Regions from separate parts of the Homo sapiens genome. Here region 1 is linked to region 2. Evidence: chromatin contacts called from ENCODE Hi-C or POLR2A ChIA-PET data. All regions are on one chromosome and are shown on one strand. The core of a region is the stretch at or near the end of the contact, and the rest is flanking DNA. Distances in the headings are between cores, read along the strand shown.

What was found. A loop is a pair of places that touch in the nucleus more often than their neighbours do. ChIA-PET counts read pairs that join two places held with the same protein, here RNA polymerase II (POLR2A). Pooled maps may share reads with other maps.
Region 1: a loop to region 2 is called in a pooled map, with 7 times the contacts of the local background. The contact joins the promoter of NAGA here to the promoter of GTPBP1 in region 2. A Hi-C loop is called at or near these places in 1 of 168 maps with a recorded cell type or tissue (CD4-positive, alpha-beta memory T cell) and 8 of 50 pooled maps. POLR2A ChIA-PET finds 5 or more read pairs at or near these places in 1 of 52 experiments (naive thymus-derived CD4-positive, alpha-beta T cell).

What each region holds. Positions count from the first base shown.
Region 1 is chr22:42,069,301-42,072,278 of GRCh38, reverse strand. It overlaps NAGA (alpha-N-acetylgalactosaminidase), which reads left to right and starts at 1,467. Exons shown (of 9, transcript NM_000262.3): 1 at 1,467-1,997. The coding sequence starts at 1,982. RefSeq lists an enhancer at 1,157-1,206 and a silencer at 1,387-1,686.
Region 2 is chr22:38,704,694-38,707,764 of GRCh38, reverse strand. It overlaps GTPBP1 (GTP binding protein 1), which reads right to left and starts at 1,821. Exons shown (of 12, transcript NM_004286.5): 1 at 1,618-1,821. The coding sequence starts at 1,809. RefSeq lists silencers at 1,173-1,312, 1,493-1,902, 2,223-2,372 and enhancers at 1,006-1,691, 1,993-2,142, 1,692-2,377, 2,378-3,063.

The sequences.
Region 1 (2,978 bases), core at 218-2,717, 3.4 Mb before region 2:
AGGCTGAGGCAGGAGAATCGCTTGAACCTGGGCGGCGGAGGTTGCAGTGAGCAGAGATCGCGCCACTGCACTCCAGCCTGGTGACAGAGGGAGACTCTGTCTCAAAAGAAAAAAAAAAAGAAAAAAAAGTAACTACAAATATTACTGGAAACATCCCCCACCTTTCTGTGTCGGGCCTGGCCATAAAGGAATTCTCTGATCTACCTTGCCTGATACTAGGTCATAAGACTCTCATTCCAGAAGGGGTCCTGCCCTCCTCCCAGCAGGAGGGAATGCCACACAGAGAGAACAAGAAGAATCCGAATCTGAACAGACATTGCTGGGTTTCCACACTCAGCTATTAACATTAAATCATTCCCTTTTGTCTAATCGCGTTTATACACAGTTGTCCATTCCTTATTCCTTTTTTTTTTTTTCTGTTGCCCGGGCTGGAGTACAGTGACACAATCACAGCTCACTGCAACCTCGACCTCCTGGACTCAAGCAATCCTCCCACCTCAGCCTCCCGAGTAGCTGGGACCACAGGCACCTGCCTGGCTTTTTAATTTTTTGTAGAGACAGGGTCTCACTATGTTGCCCAGACTGTCCTTAAATGTCTGGCCTCAAGCGATCCCCCTGCCTCAGCCTTCCAAAGTGCTGGGATTACAGGCATGAGCCACCAGACCCGGCCAGGGCTGTCCATTCTTCATCAAACCGAGACATAAAAATAAAGATTTCCCTGAGTATTTGTGTCTTCATTCCTGAAGGCTCTCAAGTCACATAAAACATTGAGTAAATCAATCTATTATGCTTTTCTCTTGCTAACCTATATTTTATTTGTAGGAGTGTCCGCTGTGACCTTTGGGATGAGTAAGGGAAAATATCACACCTTTCTGCCCCTACAATGCCCAGAACAAAGCATTTGGCACTTAGCAGTTTCTCAATAAATACTTGATGAATGAATGAAGAAGGAAGTAGCCCAGTCTGTGCGAGTAGTCCCTGAGCGTCAGGCGGGGAAGGAGAGCCGGCTGCCTTTGCGGGAGCTGTGACCGCCTGCTTTGGTGCCTCCCACGCACCCTCCTTGTAGAGACGATTAATCCCAGACTTCCATTTTCCTAGCAGCTCACTAGGCGGGCCTTGCTTCAGAGCAGTCTCTCATTTCCTCTGCACAAAGCCCTCAACCGTCCTCTGCACGGCCGCTTACTGAGCGCCCACGGTGAGCCTGGCACGATCCTTGCCCTCTTGGTCCCCACAGAGGTGGAAGGACAGGCCTCGCGGGGTCCGGGCCACGAAGGACAGCCCCGAGTCCGTTCTGCCAATGCCTGCCTCGCTAGCACGCAGGGCGGGAGCCCAGTGGGGAAGGGCTTAGGGAGGCTGGGAGGCCGGACCCATATGGGCGGGGCACAGCGTTGCTAGGGGGGATTCTGATAGGTTGCGCGAAGGGTTGCCTTCGTGAGGCCCCGCCCTCACTGGAACGCTTCGGACTTATCAGGTTACCGGATTCGAGTCAGAAGCGGCGGCAGGTCTGAACGCTTCGGTAGGATAAGTGCGGTGGGAGGGGGCTCTGCGGTTTTGGGGAGCCCAGGGCGGGAACCCGGACCCGGCTGGAAGTCCGGAGCCTGGCCGCAGCCCCGCCCCTCCGCTCTTTCTTGGTGACCTTAAGCCAGTGGCTGCCTTTTTCTGAGCCCGGGCGGGGCCGAAGGCGGCCCGTAGGCCCTCGGGACTCCCAGCACTGCAGAGGGTGTGAGGTCTGACATCCAAGACACGTTGTTTCGTATTTCTGAAGGAAGAACTGAAGCTCCGGGAAGTGATGGCTGGGGATGGGGCGGGCAACTTGGGGACCGAGTGTACGATCCACGCCTAAGGTTGAGGGCGGCCGAGCTAGCCAGGCAGCCGTGACCCCAGTGCTTTTCAGACGTTTCTTAGCTTCCAGAGCCCAACACATACAGCTGATACACGCAGACCAGATCTGGTCAGGTCCTCGGAAGCTGAGTCCAGAGCGATGCTGCTGAAGACAGGTACCTACACCGGCTGGGGTGGCTTGGAAGGGTAGGGGTGAGTGCTACAAGGAGTGCTTTGGCCCTTCTTCCCTAATGTGGGTATGTGGAGAGACAGGTTCCTCTCTCTTTTACTTAGAGCTGGGCAGGAAGGGAGGAGATGCTTCCCCATACGGGAATCATTTCTCCTTCAAAGGGGCCCTTCCTTTCTCACTTCCTCTCCCTCAAGCACAGAGGCCCTAACTGATGGATATCAGCATGTGCGGAGAACCGCCTGTACAGTCCCTACAGTAACTCCATATTACAGATAAGGAAACTGAGGCCCGAGGGGGAAAGGTCTCACTTAGGTGAGCTGATTGGGTGCCCATCCTGGCTGGCTTACTTCTTAAGCCTCTCTGAGGCCTCTTGAGGGTCTGTGGTAGAGAGCAAAGAGCTCTGGACTGGGGCTCAGGAGACCTGGAGTCTGGCCAATGGTCCCGACTTAACGATTTTTCAACTTTACTGTGGTGTGAAAGCGACGCACATTCAGTAGAAACCACAGTACGTATACAACCTGTGTTTCAGTATTCAGTAAATTGCATGAAATATTCAACAATTTATTATAAAATAGGCTTTGTGTTAGATGATTTTGGCCAGCTGTAGGCTAATGTGCGTTGTCGCACTTTTTTTTTTTTTTTTTTTTTGAGACGGAGTCTCACTCTGTCACCCAGGCTGGAGTGGAGTAGAGTGGCGCGATCTCGGCTCACTGCAACCTCCATCTCCCAGGTTCAAGCAAGTCTCCTGCTCAGCCTCCTAAGTAGCTGGGATTACAGGCACTCACCACCTCACCCCGGTATTTTTTTGTAGTTTTAGTAGAGACAGGGTTTCACCATATTGCCCAAGCTGGTCTTGAACCCCTGACTTACGGTGATCCGCCCACCTCGGCCTCCCAAAGTGCTGGAATTACAGGAGTGAGCCACCGTGCCTGGCCTGTCCACATTTTTAAGGTAGGCTAGGCTCAGC
Region 2 (3,071 bases), core at 572-3,071:
GACTTCCCCAGCTATGTGATGAAATAACACTTCTAGGAATATTAAATGAGCTGGTCAAGAAATGAAGGTACTACCGTCTTTGCAACTCTGCCCTGCAATTTCCTATCATGTTTCTTCAGCACCTTGACCATGTGTTGACATCCAGTTTGTTTGCTCTTGAGTCAGGTCCATAATCTTGTAACTTCCTGAGTTGACTCATCAGAGCTTGTAATTGTAACCTGGATGTTTCCTGGGTCTTTTACATCGTCCTGGCCATCCCTCTCTCTAAGTTTGGCCATCCTCATTATGGCCTTACAGGCACAAGACAGGACCAACTTTGACAGGCTAGCTGGCTTCCAAGTGCTCACCTGAGACTACAATGGCAAAGAGCAGTTGAAAATAACTTGCTTAGGTTGCAGGGAAAGTTCCTCCCCAGTTTAGGACCAAGTTTCATGCAAATTTGCCGCCATAAACTATAAAAAGTCACAAACATTTTCAAAGCTGGATAAAATGTCTATCGTAACTATCCTACAAATGTAAGTGGTGGTATTGGTGTTCTATCTTTCACCCACTGCTATTTAATCTGCACAGGAAATTAGGAACTATCTCGTTCACTTCAAACATTTACTGAGTCTCTAGTATGCATCAGGCACTATTAGGTGTCTTCTTAAATATTTCTAATTTTTACAACCCATCTGTACTTTCTTAAGATGAGGTGGTTGGAGAACTGAAAGGTTAAGAAACTTTCCCAACGTCACAGAGCCTTTCGATGGTAGGGCAGGAAAGGGAACCCAGCCCTGTCTGACTCCCAAGTTGGCATTCTTTCCCTAAGGAACGTTAAGCACCTTCAAAACACCAGTCACATCTTGTATTTACTTTTCTATTCTTCACAATGTCAAGCCGTTGGCGAGGCCTTAATTCCTGCCTACCTTCTCGACAGCTCAAAAAACACGGTTTTAAACGTCCTTCACTGCTCCACTCATACAAGATGAGCTTCCACTCACAGGATAGCGAGACTAAGGAGCCTGACCATCTTTCCATTTTGTTTCGGGTGGCCTCGAAAAGTAGACATTCTCGGACATGCTCCTCCCCAGCTGAGCGACTACTTTCTGTTTCCTTTCCCGAGTCTGGGAAGAGACGCGGCGGCCACCCTGCCCTGGCCTCCGACTACCTGTCTTCATGAGCGTCTCGGCCCCCTGCCCGGGCCCCCTCGCCCCTCTGCTGTCCCGCGCGGTCCAGGGAGAGGAGACTCTCGGTCTCCGAATCCCCTCAAGTGGGGACCCGAAGAACGGGGAGGGGCACTGAGCGGGGACAGGGAACGCGCGGAGCGCAGCTGGCATCGGGCGCCCCCGTTCCACGTGGCAGAGCCGAGGGGTTACGATCTCGGCGGGAGACGGGAGGGCGGGAGGCTGGGTTGGCGACGCGGGGGAGCCAAGGTGGGTGCGGGGACCATGGGGACGGCCCCTCGCGCCGCGAACCCCCGCACGTCCCGGAGACTAGCAGGTGGGCGGGCTCGGCCCCTTCTTCCCGTTCCGCGCTCCCCGCGGACAGGGCGGCCGCTGGCCCCGCCGTCGCCCGGGAGACTGCTCGGCCAGCCGCCCGCTCCCCTCAGCGCCCGCCGCCGCCGCCCGGGCCTACCTTGCTGGTGAGGTCCAGCTCTGGCTCGCCGTTGAGCGCCTCGCCGTCCTCGCTGCAGTCCGAGTCAAAGCCGCCGTGGAGTCGGGCGGCGGCCGCCGCGGCCCTGGCCGCCCCCGGGGAGCTGGGCTCGGGGGCGAACATAGAGGCCGGGACCGGCGAGTCCATCGCGGAGCGACTGCGCTCCGTCGCCATCTTTAATAACTTAGGCTAATTCGTAGCCGGCTTCCCTCCCTCCCAGGCTCATTTGACTAATCTATGCACAGAGCCCCGCCCCGCTCCTTATCGGAATAATTTATGCAAAACTCCAGCCGCGTACTGGGTGACACGTACCTCTAGCTAAGAAACAGTCGACTAGGCCTCTCAGCCACCAATCCCTGCAGAGCTTTCAAGTACCTAATGAATAATTAATGAGGCCCAAATCCCAACAACAAATGTCTGAGACGTCACGCGCCCTGCTCCCAGCTTGGGAGGGGGCAGTACCGAGTCCCCGCTACCCGCCTGAAGCCTTCCCGCCAACGGAAGCAGAGAAGTGTCTGACTGACACAGCAGCCATCCAATGAGGAGAGAAATACAAACAACGTTACTCGTCAACGCCCCTTCACTCTCCTTGTTTCCAGAGGCGGTACTAAGCCTGCAAATCTTACTGCAAAACAGTAGGCGCTGTAAGCCTTCCGATGACGGACAAGGGCAGGACCCAATCGAGTCATAGAACAGGTCCCGCGCCTGGACCTGCTCATGGAGATAGTAAACTGCAAAATGAGCCTCCCACTCGATTCAGTGACTGAGGCAGTTGCTGGAACGCCGATGTCCAACGTGCTGGCATGCTCCAGGCAACTTTAATAGTAGGATCGATGCTGTAAGTTCCAAGAGTTGTAATACTATAGCAGCCAGAGTGAGGCAATAATTAAATGCTGACCTTAGGGAGAATTCTCCATTCACTGCCTTTGCGGAGGCAATCACACGAACTAAAAACAGAGGCAAGCAGCTAAAATTAAAAGCCAAAAAACACCTCACCACTTTTGTGGTGAACTGCTAAACCGAAATCTAGGGTCTCATAAGGTAGTTTCCTATGGATTATTTTTCCAGTGTCATCAGTTGTGAAAAGCCCCAACCCAAAATGCCATCAACACACGTTTTAGTGTCTTGAATTCCTGTTTCAAAAGCCGGAAAAGCCTAGGCCGTCATTGTTTGGCGAAATTAGGGATTAACCAACGTCTATGAATGTCGGCCTTGGCCACTCGAACCAGGCATCAAGCAAACAAGAGCATGTTTGAGAAGATAAGGAATCCAAGACTTAGGGTTTGGACCTAAACCCTAAATCTTTAGTGAGCAAGTGGCAGGATTGAAAATGGCTTTCAGTTTTGGGGATCTACCTGAGAAGAAAGAGACAGTCTCTTCTTGTCCCTGTTTTCCACTACTATCAAGTCTTATTTGCACAAACACAGCTGGGAATC